Linked DNA regions of Homo sapiens: region 1 is linked to region 2. Evidence: chromatin contacts called from ENCODE Hi-C or POLR2A ChIA-PET data. All regions are on one chromosome and are shown on one strand. Each heading gives the region's core, a stretch centred on a gene start or an enhancer-like site at or near the end of the contact. The rest is flanking DNA. Distances are from core to core; before and after follow the strand shown.

Region 1 (5,357 bases), core at 1,175-3,674, 320 kb before region 2:
TCATGTTAGTGCATATTAACAGAAAAAGAAAAGAGATTCCTTAATTACCTTCATTCTAAATACAGATATCTAAAAACATCCATAGCATCCTTAACCTTTCCACAGCCTACTCCCATTTACCTCCTTTGCCCTCCAAACCCTTAAGACTAAAGCAAAGATAGCTCCTACTACAATTCCTTACTTTAAAGATGGAAACTCTGAGGCACAAAACTATTAAGTTAATTGCCCCGTGTCTCACAATTAATCAGAAGGACATACAAAGCTCAAGTCCACATGTTCTAGCTCCAGATATGGTGTCCTTTTCATCCTCTACAGATGAAAAAAATCTGTTTCACTAACACGTCTAAAATAGCTACTTAAGTCCACTAATTGCTCTACAGAATCAAGTCCATAGATAGATTTTATTCATTGCCCAGGAAAGAGACAAGACAAAGCATCCAGTCCATTTCAAAATGTAACAAGGAAGAGAAAACACAGGAAGAGGACAGTAATACTCACTGGCTTTAGCCTGAAATTACTTACGTAATATGTAACTACACAATCAAATGACAGGTGGTGTTTTTTCCTTTAAAAACCATACTATAATAAAACCACTTGGCTTTATTATAATATCAGGATGTGATATTCTCAAGTGGGAGGTTCTACATGGACTCAAACTATGTTACCATTCCTCAAAACAGAATGCACCCAATTTTTTTCAAAAACCTCTGTAAAAGCAAAACTTAATTTTGAATGTAGATTTAACTTTCAGAAACATGCAAAAAAAATCACAAGAGAGCTTCCTAACTATTTAGAGGAGATGGACTATTTAAAAGTGGGCAATGCTTGTCATTATCATAGCCATCATTTATTGAGTACATTCTATGTGCTAGGCTCATTACTAAACCTTTTATATGTATTCTCTCATTCCCCACAACAACCCCATCAGCATGATTAGCCCAGGTTTACAGATGAGGAAATAAAGTTCAGAGAGGTCAATTATCTTGCCCAAGGTCAAACAGTAGCAAAACTAAGATTGAAACTCAGATCTTCCGGATTCCAAAAAAACATAAAGAAGTAAAAGCACTGGGTGGTAGGTGGGCATGCACAATTTCTAATGAACCATCAATCTGAGAATTCTATAAGCCTTCAGTTTATTTAATTTATCTGGTGAATAAATGACATACTGCATTTTATCATATATAAGATATTGCCCTCAAATAATGAGACTACTGTTTTGTGTGTCTCAAAAACCGGCTTTAGTAGCCATTCCAAAGAAGAATTACAAAGACTTTTAAGTAGTGACAGCATTATCCATATAACGTGTACTGCTTTGGAAGAAAGGAGTCAATCTAGGTGAATAAGTTCTGGTATATTGTTAAAAATTCAAACTTACTGCTTAATAAAAACGTCTTTTATTTACAATCTGAAGTTTAAGCTCCTGAATCCCTCAAGCCCTCAAGTGTACTCGGAAAAAGGCTTCACATTGATCAACCTACCAAGCACACACCGAAGGCCTACTAGTGCGCACTGCAATAAGACAGACTATGGGAACCATATTAGAAACTTACTCCATCCACAAGGAGTTAGCAGGTTGCTTCCAACCACGCACACAGTCAGTCATTACTGGGACAACCAAAATCCTCCGGTGCTATGGGCTGCCCTACAAAGGAAGCCTGCTCTTTGGAACAATAATTAGATCAATTAGGTCATTTTCCCAGAGCTCCTTTCACTTTCTTGTAAGCACCGCATGGTTGTGGTTGGTTTTGACATTGGTGTTGGCATTAGTGAGTTAATTTTCCTCTTGCCTGGCTCCCTGCTCCCTCCCCCTTCTCTCCCTTCTTGCCTCTTCCACCCGAAGTGGAAACTGCAGACTCAAACTCCCCTATGGCTCCAGCACCAAGAACTGGGCATGCTCAGAAGGCCAGGCAGGCTTTGGTTGCAACTGACAGTTCCCCGCCCCTGATTTGCCGCTACCCCCCTTCCCCCACTCCAACAAGAGATACTGAAATGTTTATCTGAAAGATACGAGGCCTCTTTTTCCCGAGAATGACCCCATTTTAATTTCATTTCGCAGGGTCTCTGAGTCTTGAGAAACCCCCGCTGGAGCCCGAGGAAGACCGTATTATTTTTCAGCACCGGGGACAGCGCCGCGCTGCCATTAACGTCCACCCTCCCCCACCTTCTCTCTCCGCCACCCCCCACCCGCCCCAACCTCAGCCCCCACCCCCGCACCAGCACAATGCCAAGGTCTCCCAGCAGCCGCAAACGCCGCAGCTGCAATAGCTCCCAGCCGAGGCCGGGCCGGAATGCCGGGCCGGCTGCTACTTACACTGCTCCGCTTTGGTGGACATGGTGCTGTCCAGTTGGAAAGGCTTTGCCCCAAAATCTGTGTCGTGTGAGCTCCCTCGCTCCGCCAGCGATGTTGCGAGGAAAAGAGTGCATACCCCCCACCCCCCACCCCCTCGCTTTCCCCCTCCCTTAGGCCCGTGTCGCTACCATTCGGACAAAACGCACATCAAATTGCAGAATTCGGTCCCGGAAGGTTAGGAAATCGCCCCCGGAGAAATGGGTGGGATTTAATAGGCGGCCAAAGGCTTCCTGTCCGTCCCCTCCTGGAGCTGCCCGCGTTGATGTGGGCGGGGAGACCGAAAGGAGAGAGCAGGCTGCGGCTCCTGGTGAAATGGGAAAATGGGCTCGACCGGGGGAGGAGTATTTCCATTCATAAGGCGCACGGAGGGGACGGGTGTTTCCCAGAGAAAAGCCTCTTAAAGCGCCGGAGTCCCCGACCATTTGGATCTCCCATTGGCGTTCTCCGGGCCTGTAAATCCTGCTCCCGGAGCAGCCCCCGGAGCCTCAGCAGGGTGACCAGAGAGGGACCCAGGTGCGTCCCACGCTTCGTCTCAACCTCGGGGAGGAAGGAGAGGGAGGCGGATCCGGGGCGGGCTGGAGCGCCGGGGCCGGAGGGCGCGAGGATGTTCCTGAGGACCGCGAGGAAGAAAATGCAGGAGGAACCCTCAGCATGGCTTCCCTGTGCGCTGCGGTCCCTGCCCTCGCCTCCCCTCTGCGATGGGCTCTCCTGCTGATGATTGGGGATGGGAGGTCCCACTGCCAGGGGGCTGTGACAAGACTTTAGAAGTTGGGGCTGAAGGAAGGAGGAGATGTCCACGGATGGTGAAGCTGGAAGGGCCACAGAAAAGGAAGATGAAAGACTGAAGACAGGAAGACCCCAGGTGTGCTCCCTTGCAGCCATCCCAGCTGGACAGGGACACATTAGGAAGCCCCTCGACTGGAAAACCGAAGGCAGCGGGAAAGGAAGGCAATAGACGAGGGCATCGTGCATATTAATAGGAAGATATCCAAAGAATCCACTACAGAATGGAGAGACACTTGGAGTCGGGAAGAACCAGATTCAAGACCCACTTTTACCACTTACTCACTCAAGGACCATCTTCTAATCTCCCTACACCTCCGGTTCTTTATCTGTAAAATGGGAACATTAAAACCTTGCCCTGTCACCTGAAGAGTTACTGGGCAGATCGAATGGATGCGCAAGTCCTTGTAAACTAAAAGTACGGCACAATCCCCAACCATTATGTCCATTCTTCATTCAAATAGTTTAATTTGTTAAAGCTGAGGGGCATGGTCATAGCAGGTTAATTTAGTAAAAGTTACAGGAACAAAACGGTAAGTGTTGACAATGACTTTTAATGCTGATAAATCAATGTTTTCCACCTCAGAGAATAAAAGATCCTATTTAGGGAAAGAATTTTAAATTCTGTGTAATATATCAAACTATTCAGGTGAAATCTTGGACAATTAAGAAAAATATTATGAACAAACATCAAGGAAAGATGCTTCTGAGTAGCAAATAAAAAAATCTACAAATAACAGGGAAACTGCCCATAATGATGCACACACAGCACTCAAGTTTCATGGTATTTGCAAAAATGTTCATAAAGGGTTAGTGAATTGGCTCTTTGGGTTGCATATGTGATTGGACTCTGACATCCTGCTGATTGGCAGGTTGCTCTGGCTAATCAGCTATCATTCCATGTCATTGTTCATTCCCAAAACCACATCCCAAAGAGAAGTTCCATTTATTAGTAAAAGATAAATGATTATGTGAAGCATGATGCCAAAGAGTTCGTTCTGAGTAAAAAGAAATTGGAATCATTCTAAAGAAAATATGAATATAATGAACATTCCTGAGAAGATGACAAACACTTTGTATGACTAAAAGAAAGCTCAATGGGTTATTCAGAAAATTCTTGGAAGCCTGAGGCTTTGATAAAGAAAACAGTAATTGGAAATTAACACACATGAAAAAGAGGTGTCTTGGATAATACAGAAACAAAGGACAAAGTATGTGTTGGAAACCTATTATCCCTTTATCTGCTTAACAATCTTTCATTTGTCATCAATTAACCCTCCCGTTACTGAGTTAAGGGAGAGTATAATGGTGTTAAGTCATGGACTGAGGAGTTAGACAGCCTGGGTTTGAATTCCAGCTTTGCCTCTCATGATCTGTGTAACCTGGTGCAAGTTACTTAACTTCTCCATGCCTCGACTGCCTTACCTGAAAAATGGTCATATCATAGTCACATTAAAGGTTGTCAGGAATAAATAAGTATATATATGAGAATCTAGAACAATGACACATATGAGTGATGGCTGCTATTAGCATTACTGCTGAAACTCCTCAAATGCACCCAATCCATTCAGGTTAGTTCTGATGCTTCGGAGCCTCCAAAGCCTGATAGCACCCATATAATTGAGACTCTAATCATCAACCTAGGCACTCACAGCTTGAGCCTTCTGACATGCCCATTAACTCACTAACCTGGGCCATATCCATTACTCAGTTTCACCATTCCGACATATGGCCTTACTACTTCAATGAACTCCCTCACCTTTCCTTCTGTCTCCACCTATCTCAATCCTTCCTGCTTAGTTTTCTTCTATTGCAGAGGTAGTGCCTCTTCTCATTGCCAGATGCAATGCCTTTTTTTCCAAACCTATGCCTCTAATTATAAACATTTCTACTTATTCTAGAATTTGCTATTTTAATTATCTTCTTTTTCCCAGCATTTTAAGTCTCATCTTTTCAATGGATTTTCCCATCCTGCTTGCAAACATGCATAAATTTTTCATCCTCAAAAAGCTGTGCCTATCATCTTACTGAATAAGTGGCCTCCATTTCTCCATTTCCTCACTACCCTACCTGCTATCAAATTGTGGCTGAAACAGGTTACTTCAATAGTCACTAATAATTTCCTAATAGTAAATTATAATTGCTTTATCTCTTGGTGACTAATGCCAGCATTTGAAATTTCTCCCTATTTCTTTTTGAAATTCCCTCTTCCCTTGACTTCTAT
Region 2 (5,561 bases), core at 1,207-3,706:
CAGTCATGCAGCAAAATGGGACAGATTGCCATCTTCCTTCCCATTTCCCTCTCAGCTCTCACCCCACGTTTCCTTTTTTCTTTCTTTTTTTTGTTTTTGAGATGGAGTTTTGCCCTTGCCGCCCAGGCTGGAGTGCAATGGCGCGACCTCGGCTGACCGCAACCTCCGCCTCTCTGGTTCAAGCGATTCTCCTGCCTCAGCCTCCCAAGTAGCTGGGATTACAGGCATGCGCCACCATGCCCACCTAATTTTGTATTTTTAGTAGAGATGGGGTTTCTCCATGTTGGTCAGGCTGGCCTCGAACTCCTGATCTCAGGTGATCCGCCTGCTTCGGCCTCCCAGCGCCCAGCCTCATCCCGTGTTTCTAATCAATGGCTTGTGTCCATTTTCCTCTGCCACACACTGGGCTCTCGTGTGTTTGCCAAAGGAGTGAGGGAATTCCAGGAACCCTCCTGAACCACCCAGCCTCAACTGGTCTTTCAGTTCCTAAGAACAGCAGGACATTTAAAGTCGATGCCTGTAATCCCTACTGCTGACTTCAAGTATCAAGTTTATAGTTGCTGCCCCCATCCCCTTCGTTTTTACTCCCTTAGCCGCCTTCTTTTTTTTTTTTTTTTTTTGAGACGGAGTCTCACTCTGTTGCCCAGGCTAGAGTGCAGTGGCACGATCTCAGCTCACTGCCAGCTCTGCCTCCCAGGTTCACGCCATTCTCCTGCCTTAGCCTCCCAAGTAGCTGGGACTACAGGCGCCCGCCACCACGCCCGGCTAATTTTTTGTATTTTTAGTAGAGACAGGGTTTCACCGTGTTAGCCAGGATGATCTCAATCTCCTGACCTCATGATGTGCCCACCTCGGCCTCCCAAAGTGCTGGGATTACAGGCATGAGCCACCATGCGCAGCCTCCCTTAGCCTTCTTTTATCCATCTTGTGCCTCGGCCCTAGGGGTCCTTGCTATGATCTTCCCTTTATCCAGCTTTCCATGTCCCCCCCAGGAGCCAGGCATTCTAAGCCACAGAGCTGACCCTGGAACCTGTCACCACTTACCTTCTAGGCTCCCATGGCCTATGAAACTCGCAGTACCCTTGCCTAAGGCATGCAGTGCCCGTCCCTAGCTGGCCCCCTGGAGGAGTCCTGTTTCCCACCCATCGTCTTTTCCACTCTCCATCCATCCGTTTTCTCTACCTTGTTAAAGAAAAAAACTAATCAGATTCTCGTTAAAGATGGCAGGGAAGCCAGGCGGGGTGGCTCAGGTCTACAATCCCAGCACTTTGGGAGGCCCAGGTGGGAGGACAGCTTGAGGCCAGGAGTTCGAGACCTGCCTGGGCAACACAGTGTAGTCCCAGCTGCTCGGGAGGCTGAGGTGGGAGGATCAGTTTAGCAGGGGTGTTCGAGGCTGCAGTGAGCTATGACTGCACCATTGCACTCCAGCCTGGGCAGCATAGAGAGATCCTTGTCTTTCTTTTTTTTTTGAGACGGAGTTTCTTAATGTAGGCCGGCCAGGGTGATCACATACCAAGCGTGGAGATATTCTTGACAGCAGGATTCTGGCTAAAACTGGACTAAGAAGGCCAAGGACAGAGCCCAAGGTCGGGGCCTGGTCAGAAAGAGGTCTCGGAGGAGCCTGACTCAAGTGTGATCAAGGGAAGTCTTGGTCACCCGCTGGCAACTTGGCTTTTTCTTGTCTCCCAGCCTCAATTCAAGCTCATCCCCCTTCCCTGCTCCATCAAAATCTCCTTGATTTCCAAGGCCAGCTTCAGTGTCTCCTCTCAAACTTTTCTGAGCCTTCCCTCCACGGGAATCCATTTTTCCTGCCTGGGCCTGGGGAGAGAAGTCCATTTCTCCTTCCCAAACCCAGAGACCATTGAGGCAGGAAAGCTCCCTGGCTGCCCCATAGGGCAGGGCAGGGTAGGCGGGGTTTAGTGACTCCCCGGCGCCGACGCTGACCCGCACCCCTGAGGAAGGGGTCTCCGGGGACGGCCGCTGTTGTCGCTGTCGCCTCCAGTCCCCGCCCCTTCCCCCCTCAGTGAAGGGGACCTAGAGTGAGAACTGGTGGTCACGTCCTACGCCTAGGAGGGCCCCTGGGTGTTCACCCACCCCCCCGGGGGGCCCCATCCTGGGCCAGGGTCCGCTTCCTCGAGGGAAGGGGCGAATTCCTGGAAGGTCTCCTTCCGGGCGCAGTTGCAATGGATTGCCTTGGGGGTGCTGAACCCTGCTGGGGGTACAGAGACGTTTCCGAAACTCAGCGGCTCGGTCGCCCCCAAAGGCCAGGCGGAACACACGCCCACACCGCGGCTCCCTTCCCGAAGTAAGACCGCCGGGCCACGGCCGCCCCCAGGAAGCCCCGCGCCCCGCACCCCACACCCGGGGACACAAACAGGCGCCGGGTAGCCGCGAGGGCCGGCGCGGCGCCTTTAAGAGGCGGCGGGCGGCGCTGCCCCCTGGCGGCCGCCCCGCCGCTTCCTCGCCGCCGCGGGCTCAAGCGGGGCGGCCGGGCCAGCGCGGGGCGGCGGCGGGCAGGGGCGGCGAGTGCGCGGGCGCTCGCCGCCGCCCTTCTCGGCGGGCAGCGCGCGAGGACCAGGCCGAGGAGGAAGTGGCGGCGGCGGCGGCGGGTGAGGATCTCTGGCCGGGCCGAGTGGCCGCGTGCGCCCCGCCGGGGTCCAAGCGCGCCCAGGGGTTACGGCCCGGCTGGGAACATCAGAGGGCGAGGACCCGGGCGGGAGGAGGAGGGAGGAAGGGCTCGGAGGCCGCGCTTCTGCCGCCGCCTGAGGGCGTGTGGCTCGGGCCCGCGCGGCGGGAGGGCGGGCAGGGCGGGGGCGGTGTCTGCGGAGGCCCGGCTTCCCCTCCTGCGGGCCCTGGCCCCAGCTCCGACTCAGACTCAGGCTCAGCCGTGCCCCAGCCTCAGCCGGCAGGCCGGGCGGCGCGGCGCTCGCGAGCCGGTGGGCGGGCGGGCGAGCCCGCAGGCGGCGGGGGCGTGGGCGGTGGCAGCTTGGCCCAGCCAGTGGCCTTCCGCGCTGAGCGCCGCTCCCTCCTCCCGGCCGCCCGCCGCGCCCCGCCCCGCTCCGCTCCGCGCGGCAGGACTGCGCGCCCCAGCTCCGATCCCCGTTCCGCGTCCCCGCCGCCGGGAGGAGGTGCCCACTCGCTCGCGGCGCGCGCCGGCCGCCAGACTCGGCCTGTGGGCGATTTCCTCCGGACCCAGGCTCCCCGCCCGAGGAGGAAGATGCAGACCTTTCTGAAAGGGAAGAGAGTTGGCTACTGGCTGAGCGAGAAGAAAATCAAGAAGCTGAATTTCCAGGCCTTCGCCGAGCTGTGCAGGTAAGGAGGGACGCGGCGCCGGCGCCCGGGGACCCCCGGCCCGAGCCCGGTGACCCCCGGCCCGAGCCCGGTGCAGCCTCATTAGTTGTTTTGGGAGATCGGAGCCAAACGGGAAGAAGCGGCGCGCGGGGAGACTGAGTCCGAGCAGCCAGGTGGCGGTGGCGGCCGCCGGCCGCGTTCCAGGGAAGCGGTGGCCGGTGCGGGCGAGGTGGCACGGACCGGGGCGTTCAGGTGCACTGTGACCCGGCTGGGGAGGCCCCCAGCAGCCCAGGGCGCGGTGGGAGTTCTACTGAGGGTTGCGGAGGGACCTGGGAAATCGGGGCATCCACGCTGTGGGGTAAGGGCTTGAGGGTACTTTTGGACCGGAGTGTTTTTCTTCCTTCGTCCCCTTCCCTTTCATGAAGAAAGGGCACCCACGTTTGTGGACCACCTACTATGTGCCCCGCGTGTGCTCGGCTCTTGAGGCTGTCATTGCATATCATGAGGTTAAGCCCAGTTGAAGCGAGTAGCAATTCTTGGCATGTATGTGGTGATTTGCTGTCTCATTAGAGCCTCGCAGCAGCCCTGCAAATTGGCCAGGGTGGTGATTCTGGGCCACCTGTCTGAGAACGGGGACCGATCGGCAGAGGAGCGGGGTACCTAGCTTGGGGTCCCGCAGCTAGGGAGTGGCTGGTGCGTAGAAAGTGCTGGGTAAATGCCCGTGGTGTGGAGTGGCCTTCTGCCATCTGGGCTGTGTGCCCCTGCTCCCACCATGCTGGTGCTCCTTGGCGGAGTCTCCGGTGTTTAACAGATCACGTTCTTAATAAATTACAGAACTACTGAGTCTTGGGTCAGGTAGGCCTTCCCTTGCTCCACAACTGTAGCTTTGCCTCTGAGAAGCAGTTAAGCCCTTTTCTCAATGCAAGCCTAAGAGAATCTAGCTCTGAAAGCCTTTTGCAAACTCCAGGTGGAAACCTTTTGTGATGCAGCTTGTTAGACTGATTTTTGAAAATGGGCTCTACTTGCATTTTTGTCCCTGTGGGGGCCCCACACATCTTGGAGAATTGAACAGTTGGGTTTCCGTAACCCCTGGTGCTCCTGGGGGCCCGTGGCTGGTCTGAGCTGGCATGCGCAGGTGAGCCTGGCAGCACCTCTGTGTGCCTCATGCCTTTCCCAAGGGCCTGCTGCTCCTTTGCCCCGTGCAAGCCCCGCAGGCGCTCTTCCTGCAGCCAGAGGGGCACAGCTTGTACAGGATAGTGCCTGGTTCTTTATCCCTTGGTCTGGGGATGGGGTTGGCTGCCTTCTCCCAGGCCGGTTTCCCTAGAAGACAGGCTCTTCATGATCAATAGGGCATGCAGAGTGGCCCCAGCAATTCATGAAGAAATCAGGAGGAGCTCGAAGCCAGAGCTTTGAAAATGAGTCTTAGGACCCTTGGAACATTACAAAAGGGTACTTGAACGTTGTACCGCGGATACACTCACTTGTGGGAAGGGCATTCTAAGACACTAAAGAAATTTGGAGCAGCTGCTTTGGCATGTTCTCGAAGTCCAGTTCTGATGTGAGGCACCGGAGCTCCCCCTGCAGTCATGTAAGACTTGGGAAATCCCAGCGAATACCTCGCACCCTTTGTACTGCTGTCTGTATTTATGTCATCTTGTGTCTGCAACTCAAGCTTGAGGCTTGTCATTGGGTTGGCTTGTTTTGCTTGGTAATTAGGAGGCTCTCGCAAAATATTCTTCGCCGAGACTCACAACTAGGTCCTCGTGCTGGACCTGCAGATTGGCTTGACCTTGTAGACATTCTTCCTTTAAAGGGGTGGGAGGTTCAGAGCAAGCTATGCTATCAACGTTCTGGGGAGTAGAGCATTACTTTCTCTGAAAGAGTTGTTGTCTTCAAAGTCTAGTTGCCTTCCTTTGGCCAAAATATTGGCTTCAAAGAAGGCAGAAGTCATCAGGGCCATTCTAGAACCCGAGGAAGCCCACTTTGTGTTTTCACTAGGGAAGCTTTAGATATTTTATCACTTAAGCCTAAGAAGGAAAAGAAAACACCAAAGAGTTTTTCCGTTTCTTATTTATTACTTTCAGGGCAGTGCCCCCTGGTGGCCACATTTCTATACTGGCTGCAAAATGCTGCAACTGTTGAGCCAGTGACCAGGGAGCCCCGTGAGGTTGTTTTGTTTGGTGTGAGGGCCAATGAGACTTTAGTGGCTGAGAGACAGTGCAAAGGACATTATCATGTTTTCCACATTCAGAATCTGGGGGCGCAGGGCT

The links. Hi-C counts contacts between places; a loop is a spot of excess contacts on that map. ChIA-PET counts read pairs that join two places held with the same protein, here RNA polymerase II (POLR2A).
Region 1: a loop to region 2 is called in a map of posterior cingulate gyrus, with 6 times the contacts of the local background. The contact joins the promoter of UNC79 here to the promoter of ITPK1 in region 2. A Hi-C loop is called at or near these places in 1 of 168 maps with a recorded cell type or tissue (posterior cingulate gyrus). POLR2A ChIA-PET finds 5 or more read pairs at or near these places in 1 of 52 experiments (GM12878).

The regions. Positions count from the first base shown.
Region 1 is chr14:93,428,006-93,433,362 of GRCh38, reverse strand. It overlaps UNC79 (unc-79 subunit of NALCN channel complex), which reads right to left and starts at 2,424. Exons shown (of 52, transcript NM_001395159.1): 1 at 2,312-2,424. The coding sequence starts at 2,333.
Region 2 is chr14:93,112,820-93,118,380 of GRCh38, reverse strand. ITPK1 (inositol-tetrakisphosphate 1-kinase) reads left to right here and starts at 2,456. Exons shown (of 11, transcript NM_014216.6): 1 at 2,456-2,609; 2 at 3,076-3,312. The coding sequence starts at 3,218.